Linked DNA regions of Mus musculus: region 2 is linked to region 1. Evidence: chromatin loops called from intact Hi-C (ENCODE). Cell type or tissue: gastrocnemius. All regions are shown on one strand. Links, peaks and the distances in the headings refer to the core of each region. The heading gives the core; the rest is flanking DNA.

Region 1 (7,816 bases), core at 1,748-4,247:
ACTGTTCATGTGATTCAGCCAGATCATGACATGTGCCAGTACCTAGCATAATCAGCAGCGATTGCTGACCTGCACAGGTTAGTTAGCCATTTACCGGTTGATGGGTGTTTGTGCTGTTTCTCCATGAATGAGCATTTGACTCCAGTTTCTGAGTGGATGGACCTATGTTTTCATTGGGGCAGGGCATAGACCTAGGAGTGGAATTGCTAGCTCACACTGTAACTGTGTGCTCAACCATTTGAGGAGTAATGAAGTACGAGTTATCACTTCTGTTTCTGAACCATTTTGTATACATTGATGTTTTGACTATATAGATATGTCAAATACACACACACACACACACACACACACACACACACACACACACACACACACATGAGGGTGTCACGATTCCTTACAGCAGGAGTTACAGACAGTTGTGAGCTGCCATGTGGTTGCTGGAAACTGAACCCATGTCCTAGGGGAGAGCAGCCAGTGTTCTTAACCGCTGAGCCATTTAGCAATGCTGAACCATTTTGAATATGAGTTGCAGACACACCCCTTTATCCCTAAGTTCTCCAGAGAAAACAGGAGTGAGACCAAGGACATGCCGTGCCATAATCAGAGGTCAGCGATCAACTTTGGAACATTCAACATGGATGCTTTGTTTGTTTGTTTGTTTGTTTGTTTGTTTGACAAGCTGTCATTTTAGTTGAGGCTGGTCTGGAATTCTACAGTCAAGACTGGTTAATACAATGTTACTACTCAGATATACTTATTATTATGTTTAAATGTTACCACATACACCCTCCTGTAATGTTGGACAGATCCCTTGCTGGTCCTGGTTTTTCTGGTTTTATGAGTGGACACTCAGGTCAAGCCACTGCTTGGTGACCAAGAATCCTTACTCCCTCTCTGCAGAGGTGTCCTCTCATGGGCCCAGGGGAGCACCTCTGCAGACAGTTTCTCACACCCCCCCCCCAGGATTTACTAGCAGTGCTTAATCAAAGAGCGACCACCCATGGGCTTTCACATCCTCAGGACAGCTTAAGTGACCTGAGCTAAGAGGCCCAGAGACTGAGAGGGCGACAGGTCCCAGGCAGACGGACCCAGCAGGCAAAGGATTTCCCCTGGGCCCAGAGAGGCCCCAGGATCATCCCAGACTGAGCAAACCTGGGAAAGGCTGCGGCTGGGGAGTGACATCAAATCCGGGAAGGCAGCAGGGCGGGGAGCAGGAAGCCTTCAGTTTCTGGAAAGGACCCTGATGCAAGACCCACTGAGCCCGCTGGGCCAGCCCACGGCCCGAGGCAGCTTCTCTGCCAGCTTCTCCTGAAGGACCAACTGGACTGTTGTTGCTCGAGGAGGCTGCAGCCAGAAGGTCTCCTAGGCTATAGGTGCTTCAAAAGGCCACACCAACTTTGCAAGAGGCAGCCACACTCTCCCTTAATTTTTATGCAGGAATGCCCTGGGGACACTACCCAGCCACCCAGGGGCCAGGCCTTCTGCCTGCAGTGACAATTGTCCCGTTGCTTCTCATCCCTTTCTTCAGAAAGTCTCTATGCCTCTGCCTTCTGTCTCTCTCTCTCTGGGAAGTGGTTACGTGGGACTTCTAGGTAGTAGCCCTGTTCCTAGCTGGCTTCTGGTGACTGCAGAGCTGAGCTAAGCCTAACTCAGTTTATAATCTGAGTGATAAGAAGGAGACAGAGGGTGGAGAGCCAGGAAGATGTACCTGAGACAGGAGGAGGTGAACTGGCATGAGTCTGCTAAGAGACTGAGACCATAGGAACTTCAGAGTCCATACTCCGAGACCTACAGACAGGTTTCTGTCTGTCCTCATGGGGTTTTGAAAATTGGGGAGTTCATGAGAAAAATCCAGATTTCTAGGCTAAATGTGGTGGCAGACACCTGTGTTCCCAGAACTCGGCATGAGGCAGAAAGGTTATGTAGTTTGGGCAAGTCCCAAGCCAGACTGCGCTACACAAGAAGACCTTATCTCTTAAGAATAAAAACATACACAAACAAACCAGATTTCTTATTCTTCTGGACAAATTAAAAAAAAATCTGGTGACAGCAAGCCCACGCTTCCCGTGTATCGGAAGCCAAGCTTTGAGGGCCCTATGGCTTTTTCTTGGTCCTCTTTATTTAAACTTTCTGCCAGTTCAGGGATACCTGTGACCTCCTTGATCCCCTCTAATGCCCTGGGGGGCGGGGGGGGGGTTGAAAGCTTCATCTCAGGAAAGAAACTCGGAGAGAGTGTGGCTTCCCACTTTGTATGAGGCCACAGCCAGGGAGAAGTAGACGAAACTGGACTCCCTGATTATCCAAGCTGTTTTCTTCCTCTGCTTTTCTTGTGTATGAGATCTGGTACTTCCTGTCCAGCTCAGTGGACTACAGATATATACACTGGGTGACAACTCCTTTGGGGACTTCTAGGCCACTGCAGAGTCCTGAGCCATGCTAAGCAGCTCTAAGAGGCTCTGGCGAAGCACTTTACCAAACCACAGTGCATTGTGGCTTAGGAGCCTACAGCAAATAATAAGACACAGAGGTCCTCCACAAGGGAGCACTGACCTCTGGCCTCTCTGAGAGGTGCTGTCCCTTCCTGGCTCCCTCCTGGCTCTGGAAGTGATTTGCTCCATATGGCCATAATAGAAGTGGGTGGATGATAGTCAGGCCTCCTTGGCCCACACCTCCCAGTTCATCTAGCCCAGTCAGACGTCCTTGAATGAAAGACCTGGTTAGATGTGCAGGCTACCCTAATGGCTTCTAGAAATGAATTGAAAAGCAGCAACTTCAGGTCAAAGGGGTCAGTGTGAGCTGAGGTAGCTACTACAAACAGCTCTTTACAGTTTGTTTATTTTAAAATATTAATTTAATAAAAAATGAGCAGGTTCTATTTATGCATTTAGGAACACACACACACACACACACACACACACACACACGTACAAATGTAGCAACCACTAATGAAAAAGAGACCGTGAGTTTGAAATAGAGTAAGAAAGGTTTTGGAGGGAGTAAGAGGTGTATTATAATCTCAAAAATACAAGAAAGGAGTTATATATTCCAGAAGAGGGCATCAGATTTCGTTACGGATGGTTGTGAGCCACCATGTGGTTGCTGGGATTTGAACTCAGGACCTTTGGAAGAGCAGTCGGCACTCTTAACAACTGAGCCATCTCGCCAGCCCTTTTATTTAATTTCTGTGGATGTTTTGCCTACATGCAGTGCTCGTGGAGGCCAGGAGAGGGCGGCAGATCCCCTGATTTGGAGTTAGAGATGGTAGTTGGTCCTCCTGTGGGTGCTGGAAATCGAACCCAGGTCCTCTAGAAGAGCAGCCAGTGCTCTTAGCCCCTAAGCTCCAACCTCTCTTTACAGTTTATAGAAACTCTTATCTTCATGTAGCCTGTGGTTCTCCAGCCTTGTGAGCCACACAGTTCACGGGTGCTCATACAGGGGAGGCACGGAATTGCACAATTGCCTCAAAACTTGAACAACTTTACTTCATCTTTTGTTGATTTTTGAGGCAGGGTTTCTGTAGTCCAGGCTTGGGCTGCCTTTGTGGCTGAGAATGATGTTAGACTTTTCATCCTCCTTCCTGTCTCTACTTCCAGGGTGTGAGGATCGCAGGTATGCACTATCACACCCTGTTGATGCAGCACTGGAGCTCAAACCCGGGACACTGCATGCTAGGCGAGCACTCTGCCAACTGAGCTACACCTCTGGTTCAACGTCACCTTTCCTTTGTTTTTATTTCCTCATTGATGAAAACAAATCAGAGGTGTGCTGGCTCACACCTAAAATCCCAGCACATGAGGAGCTGAAGCAGAGAATCACCTCAGCCTGGGCTACAAAGTCAGACTGTCTCAGAATAAATAAATAACCATAAAATAATAAGATAATATTCTTGCTTAAGCAAGATTGGTGAGTGCAGAACTCTTAGGATGTGTCGTGGGTGGAATACCTTAAATGTATGTCACGAGGACTAATGACACAACGTGCGGACGATCAGAGACCCTGGAGGAGAGTGGTAGGCGAGTATTAAGTGCTTCTCAGTTGAGTGAACTGTACACTTGTTCATAACGAAGTCTGAGGGGTACACACAGGAAGAGGGAAGCAGTGGGACTCCCTGCGGCTTTTGTAGCCTTTCCTGCACATTTTCTGCGTCTCATGCCAAGTTGCCCTTTATCCCAAGCCTTTGGACTTCTAGCGGCTGGAAGCAGAAAGTTATCTGTAGATGATGGAGTGCTGGGCCTGGGCTGTGTAATGACCAGCCTTCCGCTTGCTTGAAGTTTCCGCTGGGAGGCTGGAAGCCGCAGCATCCAGATGGCTAATTGCCTCGTGCCTGTTTCTGCAAATCACAGTGATTCACTGTCCCTGCCGAAAACACGCTCTCTTTTCAAAGATTTAATGGTTTCCAAAATTAATTTAGCCTCATCTGTTGTGCCTCTGCCCTCCTGCACTGTCCCCTCCCCCTAAGACCCCCTTTCCTTTCTCCCTGCCTTCCCCACAGGATGCAGCGCTCTATCCCATGAAGCTGTCACTCACACTCCAGGGCCCTTTTCAGGGTCACCTGAGCACAAACTGAGCTTGGAGCTGTTGGTGGGAGCCTAGGAGGGCAGGGCTCGTGCTATCGACTGTTCCCATAGTCTTCCGTGCTCAGCTACCCAGCCCTGCTCTGACCGACACCCCCAGATGTCGGGAGAGTTCTGAGCAGCTACCCATCCGCACTGATTTGTTTCTAAAATTCCCAAAAGTCATCAGAGGGTCAGAATGATGCTGATGGCAGCTCTCAGCCTGACCGGGTATAGACTCACCTAGAAGACAAACCTCTCCATTAACTGTGAACAGAGCCATCCGTGACTGCGGTCCAGAAGTGGACCCGGGCACTGCATTCATTCCTCTCTGCTTCCTGATAGCTGATGTAACAAGACCAGCACCTCAGGCTCCTGCTCCCATGATTTCCCTACCATGACAGACTGTACTTTAAACTGAGAGCCATAATAAACCCTTCCACCTGGCTTTCAGCAGGCCTTCCACCATAGTAACAAGACAGGGGACCGACATAGATACCATCTATTGATGCCTATTCGATACCTGGAGTTTTAGTTCCCCCTTCCATATATTCCCATAGAAGTGTAGTACACATTTAATTAAACAAACTCAATGCTTATGTTGTCTTCACTCTGCACATAACATGGCCACTACTGAACAGTGGTGCTCTTTAATTACATCCCCTCCAACTACTATCAACTACCTTGTCTCCTGAGCTAACTATCGGCTTTTCTTTTGCTTAACTCAGAAGTAGCTGTTGCGAATATTTCCCATGTGTATGCCTTAACTGTCGAGGACAGTTTTTCCTGAATGGCCCCTTGTATCATCTGGTAATCTATCACCACCCCGCCCCATGCACACCCACTACTGGAGGCCTCCTGGACCGACTGTCATCCTGATCCAAGTTGGATGGGCTCCTCTCTGCACCTGGGGCTCAGGTGTCATCACAGGACGCCGTGTAATCAGCAGCACCCTCCGGATTCCTCCTCAGACTTTTAGAGTGCCCTTGTTTCTTGTCTTGGCTTAGCCTTCCATTTCACTGAATCATATCTTTTACTATAGTCCTAAGAAAAGGTGCGTGGGAGGTAAAATCTTTTGAGTTCTTACATATCTGAAAATACCTTTCCCCACGCTTAGCCTTTATTTGGCCAAGTGTAAAATTCTGGGATAAAAGTACTTTTCACTCAGAATGCTGGGTCCCTACCACCTCTTTCTTCAGCACCATGTGCTTCTGTTGGAAGCTCTGATGCCACCTGCATTCTTACTCCTTCCCACAGGCCTTGGCTTTTTCTTTCTAGAAGCCATTCGCTCGCTCCACTACCTGGACATTCTGAATGTTGAGATATTGCTTGGCATTTTCCTCCATTCTGTGTGACACTTAGTGGGCGCATTTAATTTGAGATTTATTTCCTTCTCTTCTGGGAAACTTTATTTCATTATTGTTGGGTTTTTGTTTGTTTTGGGGTTTGTTTTGTTTGTTTCTTTGTTTTTTCGAGGCAGAGTTTCTCTGTGTAGTCCTGGCTGTCCTGGAACTCACTCTGTAGACCAGGCTGGCCTTGAACCCATAGAGATTCATCTACCTCTGCCACCACCTGGCTCATTATTATTGTTTTAAGATAGGGAGTCATTATATAGCCCAGGCTGCCCTTACTTGTGATCCTCCTGGCTCAGTTCTTCCTCAGTGGGCCAGAACTGGGATTCCTTGGGACTGAAGACATAGTTCAGCAATTAAGAACCTTTGCTGCTCTTGTAGAGAATTGGAGGTGTGCATCACCTGTACTGAGCAGCTCAGGACTACCCATAACTCCAGCTACAGGGGATCTGATGTCCTCTCTAGGGGAACTTGCACACACACACGCACACACACACACACACACACACACACACACACACACTGAGATCTTTAAAATGTGTAGAGGCTAGAAGTTAAGAAGGGGCTTAGAAGTTAAGAAGGCTTTCTGTTCTTAGAGAGGACCAAGTTCCCAGCACCTATGTCAGACATTTTATAAACAACCACCTATAACTCCAGTTTAGGGGGAACTGATGCCCTATTTGGCTTTTGCAACCTCTCTCCAGATGAAATGGTTTTTTTGGAGGTCCACTAACAAGAACTGTGCTTGCCTCCCTCAGTGACAAACTCCTTTTTGGGTCAAAATCCATGTAGCTGATCAGGAAGTGTTTGCCTTTGGTGGGAATGGGGACTATTGTCCATGTTCATCTTTGGACTGCTGTCGAGTTGGGCTGGTTATGATGAAGACGTGGCTTAGAGGGAAGACAGCAGAGAAACAGAGGGCTGGGGATGTACCTCGCTCAGTAAGTTGTTTTTCCAACCCGTCTAAGGTCCTGAGATTAGTCCTAACTAGCACTGATGCTAGCTAGGAATCAAGCATATGTTAACTAGCTGACTACCTATAATCCCAACACTAGGGAGTATGTGACTAGCTCAAGTTACATGAGATACTGTCTCGAAAGACAAAAATAAAACATCCCCACCTCTGCACCCCTTCCTATAAACAAACAAATGAATAAACAAACACCATCGGAGATGTAGCTCACTTGGTAGAAAACCTGCCTAGTGTGCACAAGGCCCTGGGTATTGTCCCTAGCACCATATTTACCCAGGCATGTGGTGCAGCGGAAGGATTAGAAGTTTAAGGTCATCTTCAGCTGCATAGTGAATTTGAAGCCAGCCTAGGTCATGTGAGATTCTGTTTCAAAAAAAAAATCCGACCAAACGAGCAGAGGAGAGGGTAGTAAGAATATTGATAACAGGGCCTGGAGAGATGGCTCAGCGGGGTGAGTACTTGCTGCTGTTGCAGAAGACCTGGGGACCACACAATGGCTCACAACCATCCATGACCTCAGTTCCAGTGGTCCCAGTGCCTGCAGATATGCATAGAATGCACATGCATGTGGCTCAGGTAAAATACTCATATATACTCATATACAGCTTGTAGCTGGCATGGTGGCACATGCCCCAAGTCCCATCATTCAGGCAACAGAGGTAGGCTCTTCACTGCAAGGTCAAGGCCACCCTGGCATATGTAACAAGTTCCAGACCAGACAGGGAGATTCTGTCTCAATAAAATAACAACACTTATAATCCATGATGATAATAATTACAATGCCAAAAGATTTTCACATTCTGTTTCATTTGCTCATTAAAAGTATGTATCGGTGCTAGAGAGATGGCTCAGTAGTTAAGAGCACTGGCTTCTCATCCAGAGGACCTGGGTTCAATTCCCAGCACCCACATGACAGTTCACAACTGTCTGCAACTCTA
Region 2 (7,816 bases), core at 3,228-5,727, 600 kb after region 1:
GTGAGATAATGTCTGCTGCTGCTCACTCTCCAGCAGGAAGGCAGATCCTGACTGTCTACTTTTAACCCTGAGAACTCAGTCCTGCTCCCAGTGGCATGTCTGCCTGTTGTGGCCCTCACTCAGGTGCAGGGACCAGGCCATCTCCCAAGACCCAATGGCTTCTTGGCTTTGTGAGGGAGGATCCCAGAGCCAGCTCCAGCTCTCTGGGGCCTGAGGCCCTGGGCCCTGGTTAACTACAGCACAGCCCATTGTTTGGAGTTCAAGGGGCCGCCTTAGGCTCCTGGCATTCTGGTTTAACCAGGAATGGGGCAGCTGGGTGTGGCCATGGCCTAATGAGCTGGGTGTGCCCAGAGGAGTTAAGAGCCAGGGGTGACAGCTGTGGGCAGGTCCCCACCCACGCAGGTGGGCAGGCAGCTTGCACAACAGTCACCTGTGTGCTAGAAAGCCATGCGGCATTCTTGCCCTGTATTTATTTTTACAGAAACAAGTGCTCAGCTTTGGAGGTGGGGGTGGGGCTATTTCTAAATATATAAAAGTCATTGTGCTGGTGCTTTTGAACATCTAAATCTATTGTGCGAAGAAAGCTGATGCCAATCCGGTTTCCACCAATTGCAAAGAAGGCGGAATGCTGGAAATGCAACAGGCTCCCCCCACCCCCATCCCCACCCCTACCCCCTACCCCCCCACCTCACCTTTATCTCCACCCTCCCCACACACACCCTTACCCCCACACACACACCCTCACCTCACCCACCCCCACCTCCACCCCTTTTTCCACTATTGTAAAAAGCAAGAAACTTGGACCTTTCTCTGTCTTGGTGGACAGGGGAGCCTCCCTCTTCCGACATCCTCCACTCCTCACTTCTGTGATGGGAGACACTCCCTACCTTCTGATGCTCTTGCTGGGAAATGGAACCATGACCTTCCTGCCTGGGTTCCCTTCCCATTTTGTTGACAACAGGATGTGAGTGTCTAGTGGCTTCCAAATAAAGACCATATGAACTCACGGTACCGTCCATGGACCACTGAGTGAGGAGCCTTCTATGGGCCCTTTCTCTGGCCAGTTTATCCAGGCAGGAGTCAGGCCAGGGCACTTGTTGCCTTACTGAAATGCCCACATTTGTCCCTGGAGCCTGCATTCCAGGCTGGGAGGCCAGCAAGGGTTTAGGATAGAAGGACTGCTTTGTGGTCCTTAGAGACCTTCATGGGAAAACCAAGCAGAGGACAAGGGGGGTGGGGAGCCTGGGAAGGAGCCTGGGCTTTGTGAGAATGTGGTCCTGTCTACCCAGGGTGACTGCTAGTGAGGTCTAACAACAGGCAATTAAGATCTGGAAACATGCGACTTTGGGATGGGGTGGGACCCTGAATGCAGGTGGGTTCTCTAGGTCAGTCCAGGATTTCAAATGTTCAGGTTCAGTGAGGGCGGCTCAGCATTCCCATCCCATGAGGTAGGGGTACTGCAAGGAATAAATGACATCATCCTTAGGAGAGTTTTCAGACACTGAAAACTGACCTGTGGATGGTGTAGCTTAAATATCACCTCTCCTCTTTTCCAGAGAAGCCATTGCTGTTCAAGGCTAGGCCTTACTTTTGCCTCCAGGGTGTTCTTAGGCCAAGCAGGAGACAGAAGGTCTAGTCAGCAGGGGTTAGGGAACTGTAAAGGCTGGGTGTCGTGATAGCTCAGCCCAGGCTATATGTCTGTCTCTTAACTGGCTGAGTTCATTAATTCATCGTAGTGCCAAGGATAACAGCCTTCTCTTTCCCCATAGTCCACCATCTGCATCACTGCTCAACCTACCTGCTGGCTCAGCTCTTCTCAGGCTCTCGTGTCCCTCCACCCTGCCCCATTCTTGGTTCATGAGTTGCCAGAGCCAGGGGAACTATGGATGGTCCTGGTCAGGGCTGAGGGGCTCATTATAGACTGACCAGAGCTCCTCACAGCTTAACAGATAGTGGCTTAGCATAACCCACAGAGTAGAGGTCATGTCATAGGGAAAGGTCATAGAGCAAAGGTCATAGAGCAGAGATCATGGGGGAAAGATCATAGCGCAGGATAGAGACAGAGTTTAGGCCTCTCACAACACGGCTCCAGGGAAGTAGGTCCAGCCCACTTCCTTCCCTCATCTCAGCACGATATAAAGTACACTTGGACATAACGAGGGGAGCTTCTTCTCTTTGTATGTTCCTCTAGGGACCCTCCTGGGTTCAGACTGTCTCACAGATAGTCTTCCAATCTTTGCTTCTTTCTCTAAAAAAACAAGCTAGGGCAGAGATTATTAACAGTTTAAGAGCAGAGGGCAAGAAGTCACTTTGCCTCAGAACCCAGGGGCAGACATGTCAAGGAGGAAAACCGCTGGCTCTCCTGAGGCTACAGGGATAGGGGTGGAAATTGCCAAACTTTTCTTGACTTTACCCTTGCATACCATGGAGGCCAGAGGATGGAACCAAAGGAGCATAAAATAGGCCAGTACACCATCTCAACACAGAGGCTCTCCAGAGTCTGGCAGAAGCAGTGAAGGGTCAGAGAAGGCTGTCCCAAGAGGAGGCCCCAGTCTAGGAAAGCAAGTATGTGAAGTTTTTCAAGAGGAAACCAGAACTTCCCCCAGGGTTGAGCCTTGAGGCCACCACACCCGTCACCTCACCCAGACTTGAGGTGATGAAGTAGGCCTTTCTAATAGCCAAATGGATCCTGAAGCAGAAGAGGGAGCAGCAGCCAGAGAAAGAGGCTGAGGCCAAGAGCAGGTCTCTTGATAAGGTGTCTCTGGGAGACACAACCCAACACTCAGTGCTCTCCAAGCTCCCAGCCTACCCTCTAGCTGCCTCTGGTGCACCTGACTCTGCTGCCACCACAGAGAACCTGAGGAAGAAGCTGCAGCAGGTGGAGGAGCTGGAGCAGAGCATCCAGGCTGGCGAGGTTAGCCAGTCCATCAGAGAGCAGCTGGAGAAGCTGGCCCAGCAAGGGGCTCTGCAGGAGGAGCCGGAGGACTAGGAGCCAGTCCTGTGAGGCTTCAAGGGTACGGGAGTAGATGGCAGAACAAACAATGGGGTGCTCTGGGGGGTCTAGGGAGTGTGGGAAGGGCACCCCCAAACTGGCCCACTTCCATCCCCTGTAGCCTGACTCCATCCTCCAGAGCCTACTCTCCCCTTCATCCCTTCCTCTTTTTTCTCAGCTCCTATTTTTGGACCCCCCCCCCCCAGTCCCTTGGATTCCCAGTGTTGACTAAATGATGACTAGTTACCTCTACCACTGCTTTAGATGTTTTGTTGAGAAGAGAACGAGGTGGAAATCTGTTAGAGATCTGAGGCTGAGGTACAGGGAGTACCTTAAGTCTTGGAGTCTTGGTTCCTATTCACAGTGTTACTTCCCTGGCCATCCTGAATCCCCCACTCTTTGGTTTTTTTTTTTTTAAAGTAAGAATAAATTCAAGTAGACACAACAAAAGATTTAAGAGGCCTATGCCATCCCTCAGTCTGATAACTCCGCTGTCCTGCGTAGAAATCCAGACTCTGTTGTATCCACCTTAGCACAGATGTCTCTGGTGCCACCAATGCTGTCTTCACACCTCCTGTTTAACATGTTGCCACTGTGACACTAGGTTGGGATGCAGTCCTGTGGGCTGAGGGCAGAGGGACATTGGTTTTCAAGGTTGAAAGCCAATCTAACCACTGGGAAATTTAAGACCTCCTCATCCCTGGGACCTTCCTCCTGATTATTCCAGAAAGTGGAAGAGACACTGACCACAGCAGCCAGACCCACAGATGGACCTTGTCCTCTGCTGAGGTTAAGGTCAAGAGCATGAGCATATACCCTACACCCTGTCAAAAAGACTCACAGGCAAATGAGACCAAGCAGCTTCAGAGTGTCCTTAAAGGCTGCCCCTTCACTGAAGGACTTTGGTGGGTCAGAGGAAGCTATGGGGGAGGGGGGGGAAAGCACAGTCACCCTGACAAGTACCTGTCACTGTCTGAACTGTCTGGGAGTGGGGTTGGAACAGGAGAGGTCAGTTATGGAAAAGACTCAATATGGAGATACAAGAAACCAGCATCCCTGAGATAGAGCCAGCACATAGTTGAAAATTTGCTCCACTCAGTAAGGAGCAAAAGCCATACGGCCATTTGCTAAGGCCTTTCTCCAAGCTATATGGGAAGTTATGATGCCATCAAGGACGCAGATGTCAACAGTCAGAACAGGGCTGAGCCACGGGCGCCCATGAGTCCGTTTAACGGCAATTTTTACTTTAGTATATCACGGTAAAATGTACCTAATATGACATGTCCCTCTCTTATTTTATGAAACAATATAAGTATCGGATTAAGAAATCAAATTGTGAATCAGATGTAGAGGCTCACCCACGTAACCCTAGTACTCAGGAGACAAATGCAGGAGAGAGTTTGAGGCTAGCCTGGAACAGTGAGAGCCTGTCACAAATTAATAAAAAGTATATATCATATTTTGGAACCTTGGGAATATGACTTGGGTGAGTGGTAGCATATTTCTTTGTTGTTGTTGTTGTGTTTTATTATGATAAAATGTACTGTTTGACCATCTGTAAGAACAGAGTTCACTGGTCCTAAGTAGAGTCCCTCTCTGTGCCAGCGAGCACAACTCTTCCATGTTATAAAACTGGAGCTCGCTAGCAAGAAAACGACCTCTCTGGCCGCTCCCTGTTATCAAGGCATAGGCTACAGATAATACCTCGGGTGAATCTTAAGAGTAAAACCCAATGAGTTTTGACAGATGCAAACCCCAAGTTACCATTGCTGCAAGCAGGACAAAGCATGCTTCCTCCCACAACAAAACCTCCTTTCTACTCTTGACAGTTTCCAGCTCTCACCCCGAGGCAGCCAGTGTTCTGATTGCTATCGGGGTAGCTTAGTCTCGCCTGCTTTAGAGCTTCACACAGCAAGCAGTCTCTTGTGCTGACCTCGTCCAGCAGAAACACTTGAGATGTGCATGTTGCCTCCGTTTGGCTGTCTGTTCACCTTGATGGCTGAGTAATACTCTTGTCTTGTGACGAGGTCTCGACGGCTTTGTTTACCTATCCCTTGAGTTATGTTCTGTTTTGTTTTGATTTTTTTTTCTCTTATGAATACAATTGCTTTGAATCTTTTGGGTATGTTTTTATGGTAAAAATGTGTTTTGATTTCTTTGGGGGAAATACTTTAGAGAGGAACGGGTGACTCATGGTGTAGGTAGATGTGTAACTTTGAAAGAAACTGCTAGTTTTCTAAACTGGTCTTCACTCTATACCCCCAGCAAGGATATATGGGTAATAGTTGTTGTAGGTACTCACCGACATTTGGGATCGCTGAACTTAAGTTTAGCCATGTTAGCAATGACACTCCACATTTGCTTCACACCTTGTTGGTGAACACGGAGATGCTGAACAACGTTCATTTGCTCACCTGCAATTTGTAATCTTCATTTATGACATGCTTCTTAAAGTCTCTCCTTTAATTTTATATATATATATATTTTTTTTCTAAAGACTCTCCTTTAATTTTATATATATATATATTTTTTTTTAAACCAGGATGTCAGTGTTATATATAGCCTAAGCTGTCTTCAAATTCACAATCCTCCTGTCTCACCTTCCCTGGTGCTGCTTTGCAGGTATGTGTGGCCATACCTGGCTATTTGCCTCTCCTTTGTGCGCTTTCCTAGTTTAGATCTTTGAATTATTAATCAGTTAGCATTACTATATGCTGGACGTGAGAATTTTAACAGACATGCGTTTTGTGGTTCCTTTTTCAGACTGGTTTGCCTGCTTATCTGTGTCTTTTATTTTGAGAAAGGGGTCCTTCTATATCGTTCAGACTGGCCTGGGACTCACTGTTTAGCCCAGGTGAGCCTCAAATTCATGATGTTCCTGCCTCAGCCTCCGAAGTGCCACCTCACCAAGCTCAACAAGACTTTTTGATTTAAAACACACACACACACACACACACACACACACACACACACACACACACACACATTCTTTTACTCTAATGAAAATATTTCTATGAAACCCATACCTTGTACAAGAATGAAAGTATGTCAGCTTAAATATGACTTGGGATGGGGAGAGCTGGGTCCTGAGTGAGCTTAGACAGGAGGAGAATGAATTTGAGGCCAGTCTGGACCAGAGAGTAAGGCCTAGTTTGAACAGTAAAGCTGGAGATAAGCAGAAATGTTCATAGCATCCAACTTAGCAGTGGGTTTTCTGGTGTTTGTGTGTGTGTGTGTGTGTGTGTGTGTGTGTGTGTGTGTGTGAACATGTCTGTGTGAATGTCTCTGTGTGTGCATGGAGGTCAGAGGTCAACATTGGATCTCTTTCTTAATCACTTTTCATATTATTCTTTGAGACAAGGTCTCTCAAGGAACCTGAAGCCCTTGGATTTAGCCAGACAGGGTGGCTCGGGGATCCTCTTGCCTCTGCCTCTCCAGCAGAGTAATTACCAGCCTCTGTCCCCATGCCTGCCCTGAGTACTCCAGACTCCAACCCTCATTCTTGTGCGGCAAGTATTTTATTGCGTCATCTCTCGTACCTCCTCCCAACCTCAGCCTTTATTATTTTTTATTTCTTTTTTACTAATTTGGATTCTTCAGGGCCTATTTAAGAAACTTTTGACTTCTTTGAGGACTGGTAATAGACATTTGTAATCCTAGCTACTGCAAAGACTGAGGCAGGAGAATTGCATGCTCCAGTTCTTCCTGAAGGATAGCGTGCGGTCCAGGCTAACCTAGGTAACAGTGAGATCCTGCCTCGAGATGAGGAGTCAGCAGCCCTGACTCTGTGTAGAACACTTGTGCAGCATCCATGAGGCCCTGGTTTCAATGTTTCTTTTTTATTTCTACAAAGATTGAGAAGACTTCAAGCTTTAGAGTTTTGCATCCATCTCAAAACAATGTTTGGATATGAGGTGAGGTAATAGCTTTAAATATCCAGTTGCTCTAGCAGCCTTTAATTAAAAAGGACTTTCCTTTGCTCACAGAAGCACACTGGTGCCTGTGCTGATGAGCAGTGGTGTGCATGCTCCAGGGTCCACCTCTAGCCTCCACTCTGTTCCCGCCATTCTCGTGTCTGGTCTTCTGTCAAGAGCATATGTCGTGTGACCCCTACAGCTTTCCCAAAGGCCTTAAATCAGGAAGCCAGAGCTCCCAGTCAGATAGTGTTTTTGTGAACCCGGGACTCTTTCCCCTCAGTATCTACTTGGTGCTTGCTCTGCTATTTGCTCAGGGCTGGTGCTCAACAAAGAAAGGTTGTCTTGGATTTGATTTTCAGAACCTCAGTTCTTAAGGCAGCTAGGGCACAAATTTGGACGAGAGCATGATGAAGTGTAGCTTTCTTGTCCTCCAGACAGGAACTCTTCTGGGACTGGAGAGAATTCTCCTATGCTGTGTGGAGATAAGGGAACTGGGAAGGATTGGAGGCAGAACAGCTGTCTGTGCCTACATTGTGGGAGAGTTCAAGAGATGGGAGACCCAGGGGTTGGCACGGAGCAGCCTCCAAGGCCCACATCCACCTGGATAGCCCCGAAGCAGCAGAATGATTGATCTAAGCTCAACCCAGAGAATGCCACGTTCTGAAGGCTCATTGGGCAGAAACAGTGGCCATTCCAGCAGAAATTTACATGGACAGGTCACCCCAGTGAACCCCTGAAAAATCATGTTTTACACAAAGAAAGATGAGGGATCCTGACTCTACCAATGGAGTTGTTTGTTTGTTTAACTTTTCTAGCATCAGGAGTCTTCACTGGGTTACAGGGGAAAGAATTTTACCTCTTATACACTGAGTAGATTACTCACGGTTTCTTCCCACCCTGTAGGACA

What was found. Peaks named below come from ENCODE experiments on the same cell type or tissue, not always from the same donor. Only the 100,000 strongest peaks of a DNase experiment are listed, where the experiment ranks them.
Region 2: a loop joins it to region 1, with 2.9 times the contacts of the local background. A loop is called at or near these places in 21 of 42 quality-filtered maps.

Annotation. Positions count from the first base shown.
Region 1 is chr5:31,585,642-31,593,457 of GRCm38, forward strand. No RefSeq gene overlaps it. Among named protein-coding and RNA genes, the nearest start is that of Gm38424, 7.4 kb to the right of the region's middle. In gastrocnemius, for the core only: a CTCF peak has its summit at 3,224 (motif pointing right); a DNase peak (open chromatin) is centred at 4,198.
Region 2 is chr5:32,183,081-32,190,896 of GRCm38, forward strand. It overlaps Gm36732 (predicted gene, 36732), which reads right to left and starts at 1,954. Exons shown (of 2, transcript NR_168688.1): 1 at 1,799-1,954. It also overlaps the pseudogene Gm9555. In gastrocnemius, for the core only: no CTCF peak of the experiment used is centred there; no DNase peak of the experiment used is centred there.